Linked DNA regions of Homo sapiens: all the other regions are linked to region 3. The links are chromatin contacts, found by Hi-C or POLR2A ChIA-PET in ENCODE. All regions are on one chromosome and are shown on one strand. Each heading gives the region's core, a stretch centred on a gene start or an enhancer-like site at or near the end of the contact. The rest is flanking DNA. Distances are from core to core; before and after follow the strand shown. Region 1 has its middle 24 kb from the start of FOXE1. Region 2 overlaps TDRD7 (tudor domain containing 7). Region 3 overlaps PTCSC2 (papillary thyroid carcinoma susceptibility candidate 2).

Region 1 (3,220 bases), core at 514-3,013, 160 kb after region 3:
ACCCTGTCTAGCAGGCCCCCTCCTGCCCACCTGGGGCATGTGTGCCATCTACCAGCCCACTCCACATTCTCTGCGCAGGTCTCTGTGCTCTTCCTTCAGCCTGGAATTCTTCTGTCCACCTGGCTCTGTCTGAAGACGCCACCTCCTCTGTGAGGCCTCTCCTGATTTCTGAGACCACACAAATCTCTCCCTGGGCTGCGTTTTCATGGCATGCTGCCTTCAGTCAAGGGAACACATGCAAGCAGAAAGAGCTCAGAGCTGTGTGAGAAAGAAAAGCAGCATGTGTGGTCTCAGAAATCAGAAGAGGCCTCACGGAGGAGGTGGCATCTTCAGACAGAGCCAGGTGGACAGAGGGATTCAGGCTGAAGGAGTAGCACAGAGATCAGCAAGGAGAATGGTCTAGTGCGTGGCACACATAGTACTGATGGGAAGGGTGTGGCCTGGCAGGCAGGGTCACATCATGGAGATCTATGAGTGTTCTGTTAGGGTCTGGAAGTTTCTCCTCAGGGCATGAGGAACCATGGAAGAGATTTTGTTTTTTCAGTGTGTATGCATAGGTGGATGTGTTTTAGTAAACTTTTTATTGAAATGTAACATATGTATAGAAAAGTACAAAATTTTTCACAAACTGACCGCATCTACGTAATAGCACTCAGATTAAAACAATAACAAATTATTACTAAAACTCCAGAGATCCACTCTGGCCTCTTTCAGGAACTACTTACATACAAGAAAAATAACCATCCTAACATCATAAACTAGTTTTCACTATTTTCTTGTGTGTGGCTTTTTTCACTCCACATATGTTTGCAAGACTCCCCCATGTTGTTAGACATAAATGCACTTTGTTCTTGCTCATTGCTGGTTGATATCCCATTGTATGGATGCACTGCAATTGTTGATGAGCTTTGTGCAGTTTCCAGTTTGGGGCTGTAAACCTTCCTGCACATGCCTTTACGTGCTCCTCTGGGGGTAAATCTGTTGCATGCATATCTAGGAGTGGAATTGCTGGGTTGTGGGCTATGCATATATCTACTTGAGTAGATACTTCTAGTTTCCCAAAGTTGTTCTACCCATGTACACGCCCACCAGGGATGCACAGGAGTTCTCATTGCTCTATATTCTTGTCAACACTTGGTATTGTCAGTCTTTTTGTGTTTTATGCTTGTTTTTTTTTTTTTAGGGGAATGACCACCTGGTGGAGGTGGAGTCCCACTTGGGTTGAAGTATACTCACTCTGGCAGGAATGAAATCAGTGGTAATAGAGCTAGAATGAAAAAGGCCAATAAGAAGAGACGCCATAGAAGTGGAATACACAGGACTTGCACACAAGGTAGAAATGAACTTAAGAGGGAGATGGAGGAAGGTTTCTGTATGGGGTGGCTGGCTGGATGAGGGACTTCAGATTTGAAGCCAGGAGAAAACATCCCAATTTTATAACATCATGTTTGAAATGTAGGACAATGAGATGAAGATGTCCAATAAACTGTTAGCTATATGAGTCTGTTGCTTAGGGATGAGGTCAAGGCTGTAGACAGAGTTAGGAGTTATCACAGAGATGGGGGTTGAGGCTGGGGGGTGGCTGAGATTTCTCAGGTGGTTGTGTGCAATGAAAGAGACAAGGGCTGAAGACCAGACGCCTGGCTTAGGGGATGAGCGGAGGAAGAACAAGAGACAACATCGCTTCCCTCTGAAATGCTGGCACGGGCTGCGAAGCATGAGTCAGACCCTTCTAGCCCCAGCAGCAGCCTCAACAGCCTGGGTCTATCTCACCAGCCACACAGTTTTCTCCTGAATGAACTTGCATCACTAACCTCAGAAGCTGTGTTGCGAAATCCGCATCAGATTGCGTACCTCTGGTGGCGTCCTAGGGACAATGGGCACTAAAGACTCATAGCATCCTGGGGTTGGAGTCCTCCTCTCCGCCTCCACAACATCCCTGCCAATCAGTTATCGAGCACCCCAGGCAGGGAACTCATAACTTCCCACGGCATCCCATTTCCTTGTTGAGCAAGTGAAGATCTAAGAAAACCTTTTCTTGCAATCTCACGATACTGAAAAGTCAAAGAAAAAGATAACGCTATAATTTAATGGTAATGATCCAGGACAGAGTGAAATGCAAGGACTCTGCATCCTGGAAAATCCATGTCTATTAATGTACCCATCAGCATCTTCTTGCTGGGGTTAGGGTCATGGTGTTTGACTCCCCACAGGAAGCTGCAGTGATTTCATTACTATTTGCACACTGGTTGGGAATGTGCTCATCCGCTGCAGGCATTCCTCTGGCTTCATCAAGCAGTGAGTACAAGGGCCCTGGAATCTGGCCAGTCTCTCAGGACTGAAGCAGTGCATGCTACAGCACAAATCTACCAGGCTGGACACGTGGGAAGAATGAGCGGCTGTTAGATGAGAGCGAGCCCACTGCAAGCAAAGAGGGCAGAATGCCATTCTGTTCAACATTTTTTTCTGCGTGTTTAGCAGCATGTGGTCCTGTGTGGGTCTCTGGAGAAGAAGAAAGAAGATGGATCTAAGAAATGGTTCTCACCCAGCTGGGCACAGTGGCTCACGCCTGTAATCCCAGCACTTTGGGAGGGAGAGGCAAGTGGCTCACCTGAGGTCAGGAGTTCGAGACTAGCCTGACCAATATGGTAAAACCCTGGCTCGAATAAAAATACAAAAGAATGGCCAGGCTCTGTGGCTCATGCCTGTAATCCCAGCACTTTGGGAGGCCGAGGCAGGCGGATCACAAGGTCAGAAGTTCGAGACCAGCCTGGCTAGCATAGTGAAGCCTCATCTCTACTAAAAAATACAAAAATTAGCCAGGTGTCGGGGCAGGCGCCTATAGTCCCACCTACTCAAGAGGCTGAAGCAGGAGAATCGCTTGAACCAGGAAGGTGGTTGCACTGAGCCGAGATTGCACCACTGCACTCCAGCCTGGGCAACAGAGCGGGACTCCATCTCAAAAAAAAAAAAAAGAAAAGAAAAGAAAAGAAAGAAAGAAAAAGAAAAGAAAAAAAGAAAGGGTTCCCACCCTTGGGGAGATTGGTGGCAGAGGCAGAGACAGGCATGCAAAAGGAAGATGTAGCTGAAACTTTTTTTTTTCTTTTGAGATGGAGTCTTGCCCTGTCACCCAGGCTGGAATGCAATGGCACAATCTCAGCTCACTGCAAACTCTGCCTCCCAGGTTCAAGCGATTCGCCTGCCTCAGCCTCCTGAGTAG
Region 2 (3,492 bases), core at 538-3,037, 250 kb before region 3:
AATGGTCACTGGACCAAAGGAGAACACAGGGCTTGGGCACTAGTCCTGAGTCTGCCTGTATTTGGGTGTGTGCCTTTGGTCAAGTCCCTCCATTCCTCTGGGTCTCTAGTTGATAGGAGATAACTATCCCTAAACGTTCCTAGATAAACTTCTGTTTCCTGGCCATTTCACTCCCCCGGCCCTTAGGAAGTTCAACAAAAGCTAAGCTATTTTGAGGCACAGAGATTTCTTATGAAGAGAAGAATCATACGTAAATCCTAATGACACATTAACAGTGTAACAATATTTACAATAAATAATGCAGCTATTCCACAAGGATATCTCCCAGTCTGAAGTCTATAGGGCAGTCACTTTCTTTCCTCCCTCCCTCCTTCTACTTTGGGAATTCAGGCTCTCGTGTCAGATAGAACTGAGTCTCAGCTTTGCCATTTCTAGCTGTGTGGCCTTAGGAAAGTTATTTAACTTCCCTGATTGCTTATCTGTAAATTCAAACACTCCCATCGTGTTGTATATACCTGATACACTTTTTCACTTTTTACTGGAGCCAAGAACAAAACATACAAGTCCTTCTTCTCAAGAAGCTTACATTCTAGTGAGAAGAGAGAGATGACAAGCATACAGTAAACACACAAAACAATTTTAGTACAATGAAGGAAATAACCAATAAAGGAAATAACTATGATAGAAAATAACTCTGAAGCAAGAGATAGGCAGAGTGATGTGATCTCATTTAGATGCTTCAGAAATCATTCTGGGACTGTTGTGGGGGAATGGATTGTATTATAGTAGGGCACAGAAGGAAAGTAATACTGGTTAGGTGGCTGTTGTAATAGCCAGCTACCTTGTAACCTGGATTAGTGAAGATGGAGGTAGTGGAAGAGATTCAGGATATATTTGGAGGTAGAACTGACAGGACACTGACCTGTTGGAAGTGGATGGTAAGCAAAAGAGAAGATTCAAGATAAGCTACTGGGTTTGGGGCTTGAGCAATTGACTAGATATTGGTGCCATTTGTTGAAATTGGGAAGTCAGAGAGAAAAACCATTGTGGAGAACAATTGAGAATTTCATAGGACCTGCTAGGTTTGAGAATAGCTATCAGATGTCACATGGATGAATTTGGAGCTCAGGGAGCAGTTAGGACTGGAGATGTGTCAGGTTGGGAGGCATCAGCATATAGGTGCTATGTGAAATCACAGGACAAGATGAGATCCCCTAGAGAGAGAATACACGTAGAGAGGAGGAGGGGCCTGGGCCCAGGTCCTGAAACCCTTCAGTATTTACATGGAGGCATAAGGGGAGCAGAAAAGCCTGTAAAGATGGCCAAAGAAGAAAAACCAAGAGAGTGGTGTCACAGAAGCCAGAAAAAGAAAGCGTCTCATAAAGAAGGGAGTGACCAGCCTCGTCATTGCTGCTGAGAATTATGGGCTGGATGTGAAGAATAAAAAAGGTAGCTCGGTATTTTGTGCAGTAGCAAGCTCTTGGGACAGCGGTGATTGTAGCAATCCGGGCCTGAACTTGTTCCCCACATCCCCTTGAAGCTGACAGAGATGATTTCTCCCTTTATTTGGAGAAACCCCAGCTACTTAGCACCAGTCTTGCTTCGCTTGAATTGAACTTTGTCTGGTGGTAAGTACTGATTCCTTCCTTGCTTTCCCTGTCAGATCCTTGGTGAGTAGGAGAAACAGGAGATGTGGTCACCCGCTGAGGCTGGTGCCAGTTTGGCCTGACCCAGGCCCACATCCCAGGGGAGTCTGCTGGGTGATAGGTAGTGCTGGGAGACCTTTGGCCACTTGATGGTGCCAGAGAACCAGGAATGGACTGGGGCCTTATGCCAGATTATGTGACTACTGGCCCTGATCCCAGGACATTAGAGAGAGAGAGACTACTGAGCCCTCACAGAGCAAAGGACACAGAGCAGAGTGTGGTGAGAGTCACACTGGCCAATGCATGGACAAGTGTTTTATAAACTGCAGTTGCCATACAAACATGTATGATTAAAAACAAGAAAAGAAGCTACAAACAGTTCAGAAACACTTTCTTTTGAGGCTTTGGAGCAGTTATTCTTTAATCTGTTCTTGTGCTAAGAATACATTCTGAATTTCCCAGGAGTCATGATTTCACATGCTATGTCCTATTGTCAGACCACGTTACCTCCATTTTGGGCCTGGGAAGAACAGAATCTAAGTTGTAGGTGGTGATAGCTATTAAAGGAAATGAAAGCTGCCTGACTCCTGAGGCCTATGAGAAGCAAAAGCAGGTGCTAATTTAGGATTGGAGAAATAGACTTGTGCACTTAAATGGCCAGCTGCCTGACATGCAGCCCTACCAGCGATCTAGGCCTAAGTCAGTGTTGAGTCAGATGTGGATTCTAAGAGATGGTCTTTCTGATACAAGGTAGACAGGCCCCACAGGCCCGCTTATCACATGGCCAAGGAAAGGAGTTAGTGGTGTCTTCTGCTTTTTTCCCTTAGATTCTCTGCTGGGAAGGGTTTTTGTTTCGTGTGTTTAGTACCATAATCTAGGTACTAAGAAGCTGGCCTGTGGACTTTATTTTCAGGGAGGCAGTGAAAGGAACCTACCTCATGTTACTTGGTATTAAGGCCAAGACTTTGCCCTGGTGTTTGTTGTTTTGTTTGCTTTGTTTCTTTCAATAACCATCATCTCCTTTAATTAGAGATGCATATTAGGTTTTCAACATTTCCCTTAGATTCTTAGTTATTCTAAACCATAGCTTAATGTTTCTAGATTTTTATTTTTCTCAAAAAAAGGCTTTGTGTTTATATAATCCTTTTAAACTGAAGATTCTATAAATATTCTTAAAAATAATATCCAGGCTCTTAACAGTCTGTGCTAATGGTGAGGAAAAGTTGTTCAGGTTTCTGCAAACACAGACCTCTGTTCAGCAGACTTAGGGCCTTTTGCTGAGCTGAAAGAAGACCTAACCCAGCTTCACACCCTTGAAAAAAATAGGTACGCCTGTTTTTTAGTTTAGAATTCCATGTTGTTCAGCAGTGATACCATTGTTGTCATTGATGAAGCATCTCGGTCCCTGGAAGCACAGTAGCTGAGAATAGCCATCACAAATGCTGCTTTGGGGATTTAGAATCTGATAAATACCACAAGGATGATGCCTGCCATAGAAACAAATACTGCTGTCCAGGGAACGGGTGGAAATGTGTAACTCAAAAAAGAATAAGCTGATATAGGCATTATGATATTAATGAAAGCACCAAAGGGGAGGGGAGCAGAGTTGGCAGAACCAGGTAGATAGGCTGCTGAAAGACTGGCGACAGCAAGGTGGCAGGGCTGAGCAGTCTTGTTCTTCCCATTGAAGGGGTAGGGTGAGGTAGAAGACTGGGACCTGGAACTAGGACCCCTGGTTTCCTTGGTCTCAGCTCCAGCCTTTCTCTTCTGTGGTAAGTCAGGGGCACCTCCCCAGCTTTTTCCAGGTGCCACTCTGCCACTCAGCTTGCTGATCATGGAATAAGAT
Region 3 (3,462 bases), core at 840-3,339:
TCCAGCCTGGGTGACAGAGCTAGACCCTGTCTTAAAAATAAACAAATAAATAAAAATAAAATAAAATAATCCATAATTCCATTACCCAGAGGTAAACATAGTTATCATTTTATATTGATAGTGCCAGTCCTTTATTTTCAGAAAAATGAGATTATACAGTTTTATAGTCTGATTTATTTATGCATTGAATTGGCAATACATATACACAGTTAAATCTTCAGAAGGTACAAAACAGCATAAAGCAAACTTGTCCATCCCACAGCCATGGGCCACATATGGCCCAGGATAGCTTTGAATGCGGCCCAGCACATATTCGTAAACTTTCTTTAAACATTATGAAAATTTTTTGCAATTTTTTAAAGCTCATCAGCTATCATTAGTGTTAATGTATTTTATGTGTGGCCCAAGACGATTCTTATTCTTCCAGTGTGGCCCAGGGAAGCCAAAAGATTGGACACCCTTGACATGAAGTAAAAAATAAATCTCTCTCCCATTCTCACTCTCCAGAAGCAACCACTTCTATCAATTGCTCATATATCCTCCTAAAGATATGTCATGTACTGAAAAGCACATATGTATGATGATCTTGAAGGGAATAAGTGAAAGCACACTATACACAAACCTGTATTTTTTAATATAACATGACAACACAAATATCTTTCAATGTCATGAAAATGTTTCTATGTCATTTTTAAGCAGACTTTTGATTAAAGTAGAACATAAAAGCAGAAACATGCAAAAAATCATAGGGGTAAATCTCACAGAAACATGCAAACAATCATAGGTATAAATCTTCGCATATTGACTCTGCTTTTATATTCACCACCAAGATAAAATACGAGACCATTACCTGCATCCCCCAAAATCTTTTGGACCCTCTCCAAGTTACTGTCACCTCTTACCCCAAAAGCAACATAATTCTGACTTCTGATTTCTAAAAATGGTCTTGTCTGGCTTTTGAACTATATGGTAGATTATACAGTATTTATTTTTGTCTATATTTTTTCACTCAACAGTATATGAATGAGATTCATGTTGTTGCATATAGCTATAGTTCATTCACTCATTGACATATATAGTATTCTTTTGTATAAATATATCACAATTTACTTATCCATTCTACTGTTGATGGACATGGGGGTTGTTTCCAGGTTTCAGCTATTTCAGCTGCTATGAACATTCTTTAGATGTCTTTTGGTGAACATAGGTATACACTTTTGTTACCTACCTGCTCAGGAGTGCAATTTCTAGACCATAATGTTCAGCTTTAGTGGAAAATGCTGATAGTCTCCAAAGTGGTTGCAGCAGTGTATGAAAGTTCCAGTTGCTCTACATCTTTACCTAAAACATCAATTTTAATATCAACACAGCATTTCATTATATGGATACACCATACTTCATTTTATCAGATTCCTATAGATCAGGGATTCTTTGCCATAGACCTCTGGCACTCTGATAAAGCCTGAGGACTCTGTCTCAGAATGCGACATAGTAAAACGTGGGCATTATCATTAACACACTAAATCACACCATCCAGTAGCAGGTCTAATAACCAAGCAATTTCAAAATTTCAAAATGAGCATCAACATAAAAATATGTTTATTGGCCTTTGTGCTGCTTCTCCCACACAAAATCATTTTCTTTGTTTCTACATTTATTGGCAAAAGTCAATGCATATTCTTGACTTTTGCCAACTTTTAATGGCCCATATATATTTAAATTTGTATGTAAGCACTCTTCCTGTGTTATGGATATGAACCATCTCTGTGAAATGTTACAATTGTTTTCATTTGTCATTAGCTTTGCCATTTTGTGGTCTTTAGAAAGAATTGATGCCCTGTGTTCAGTGCGATGACAAAGATTGGCTAAATAAGTGATAAAGGGAATAGTGAAGGTTGTTTTATCCTTACAGCAGTCCTGGAGGTTAGACAGGTCCTAGGGCTCATTATCCCCATTTTACAGAGGAAAAGCAGAGCCCCAAGAGGGTAAATGCTGAAATCATAAGGCTAGGACGTGTTAGAGTTGCATCTCAACAGTCCTTAACTCCTGACTCAAAGCCTTGAAAAACCCCTGCTCACCAGGGAAAGGAAGTCAAAGGTCCAGGGTGTGTACACAGACAGCCCTTGAAAGGAATGTGGGGTTTTGTGGTTTGGGTTTTTCCTCCCCTTTCTAAGCACGCTTCGCATGCCAGCAAAGGGTGTGCATTTGTGTATTGGGGGGCAGGAGGGAGGTGCAGGGTTGCATGTCATTCCTCAGCCTTTTCATAAAGGAGGTCAAAGCATGGAGCTTGTGATGAAGCTCAAAAGTCCCTTCAGGCTTCTGGTGGTGTGCACCTGTAGAACTCCTGCCAGGAATGACTTGAATGAGACTCACCCCAACAATGAGAACTAGGCTTTGGGTCCATGTAATATGACTCATTAAATGGTTTATTGTGACCCATACATGAGCTTCAAATTTATAAAATACCCCCTTTGTTATTTATTTATTTATTTTGAGATGGAGTTCCACTCTTTTTGCCCAGGCTGGAGTGCAATGGCACGATCTCAGCTCACTGCAACCTCTGTCTCCAGGGTTCAGATGATTCTCCTGCCTCAGCTTCCCAAGTAGCTGGGATTATAGGTGCCTGGCTAATTTTTTTGTATTTTTAGTAGAGACAGGGTTTTACCATGTTGGCCAGGCTGGTCTTGAACTCCTCACCTCAGGTGATCCTCCCGCCTCGGCCTCCCAAAGAGCTGGGATTACAGGCATGAGCCACTGCACTCAGCAAAATACCCCCTTTGTGACAACAGAGATAGACAAACTCTGCTTCATGGCCTCAAAACTAAAATTGAAAAGATTTTTTAAAGGCTTTACATGCCTATGACACTGCATATCCCAATGAGAAGTCTTCTTTGTGGAAGATCTCTATTTCATTTTATTTTATTTCATTTCATTTTTGAGGCAAGGTCTTGGTCTGTCACCCAGGCTGGAGTCCAGTGGGGGTGATCTTAGCTCACTGCATCCTCAGACTCCTAGGCTCAAGTGATCCTCCCACCTCGGCCTCCCAAGTAGCTGGGACTACAGGCCTGCATGAGCCACCACATCCAGCTAATTTTCTTGATATTTTGTAGAGATAGGGTCTCTCTATGTTTCCCAGGTGGGTCTCGAACTCCTGGGCTCAAGCAATCCTCCCACTTTGGCCTCCCAAATTGCTTGGAGTGTGAGCCACCATGCCCAGCCTAAGATTTTTTAAAATGACTTTCTGGGCAAATGTTATGGGCACATGCTATATATTGTGCACTCCTTTTGGAGATTCACAGTGAAAATTAATATATTTGAGGCTCCAAAAGCCATGCAAAGATAAGCCTGTTGAATATCTGGATGTAGGGTTTACCTGACATCTCTGACCACTGAACCTCTTCTCAGGTAACATCTAAGACCTCTTACCAAATGATGGTCCCATGGAATTTAATTTTGGTTACC

The links. A loop is a pair of places that touch in the nucleus more often than their neighbours do. ChIA-PET counts read pairs that join two places held with the same protein, here RNA polymerase II (POLR2A). Pooled maps may share reads with other maps.
Region 1: a loop to region 3 is called in a map of PC-3, with 10 times the contacts of the local background. The contact joins two enhancer-like sites. A Hi-C loop is called at or near these places in 6 of 168 maps with a recorded cell type or tissue (PC-3, PC-9, ascending aorta and 3 more) and 6 of 50 pooled maps. POLR2A ChIA-PET finds 5 or more read pairs at or near these places in 5 of 52 experiments (A549, CD8-positive, alpha-beta memory T cell, MCF 10A and 2 more).
Region 2: a pooled map shows a loop between it and region 3 (2.7-fold over the local background). The contact joins two enhancer-like sites. A Hi-C loop is called at or near these places in 2 of 168 maps with a recorded cell type or tissue (endothelial cell of umbilical vein and heart left ventricle) and 7 of 50 pooled maps.

What each region holds. Positions count from the first base shown.
Region 1 is chr9:97,875,153-97,878,372 of GRCh38, forward strand. No RefSeq gene overlaps it. Among named protein-coding and RNA genes, the nearest start is that of FOXE1, 24 kb to the left of the region's middle. RefSeq lists enhancers at 1-3,075, 1-528. Within about 2 kb of position 1,764, at least 8 of the 41 ENCODE cell types and tissues checked have a DNase peak (open chromatin) inside an H3K27ac peak, as active enhancers do; they include PC-3, PC-9 and mammary epithelial cell, where a contact is called at or near this core.
Region 2 is chr9:97,466,989-97,470,480 of GRCh38, forward strand. The region is part of intron 8 of TDRD7 (tudor domain containing 7); the gene reads left to right. Among named protein-coding and RNA genes, the nearest start is that of TMOD1, 33 kb to the right of the region's middle. RefSeq lists an enhancer at 1,637-1,696. Within about 2 kb of position 1,788, at least 9 of the 41 ENCODE cell types and tissues checked have a DNase peak (open chromatin) inside an H3K27ac peak, as active enhancers do.
Region 3 is chr9:97,712,467-97,715,928 of GRCh38, forward strand. It overlaps PTCSC2 (papillary thyroid carcinoma susceptibility candidate 2), which reads right to left. Exons shown (of 11, transcript NR_147055.1): 9 at 1,229-1,341. Among named protein-coding and RNA genes, the nearest start is that of XPA, 17 kb to the left of the region's middle. Within about 2 kb of position 2,090, at least 3 of the 41 ENCODE cell types and tissues checked have a DNase peak (open chromatin) inside an H3K27ac peak, as active enhancers do; they include PC-3, PC-9 and mammary epithelial cell, where a contact is called at or near this core.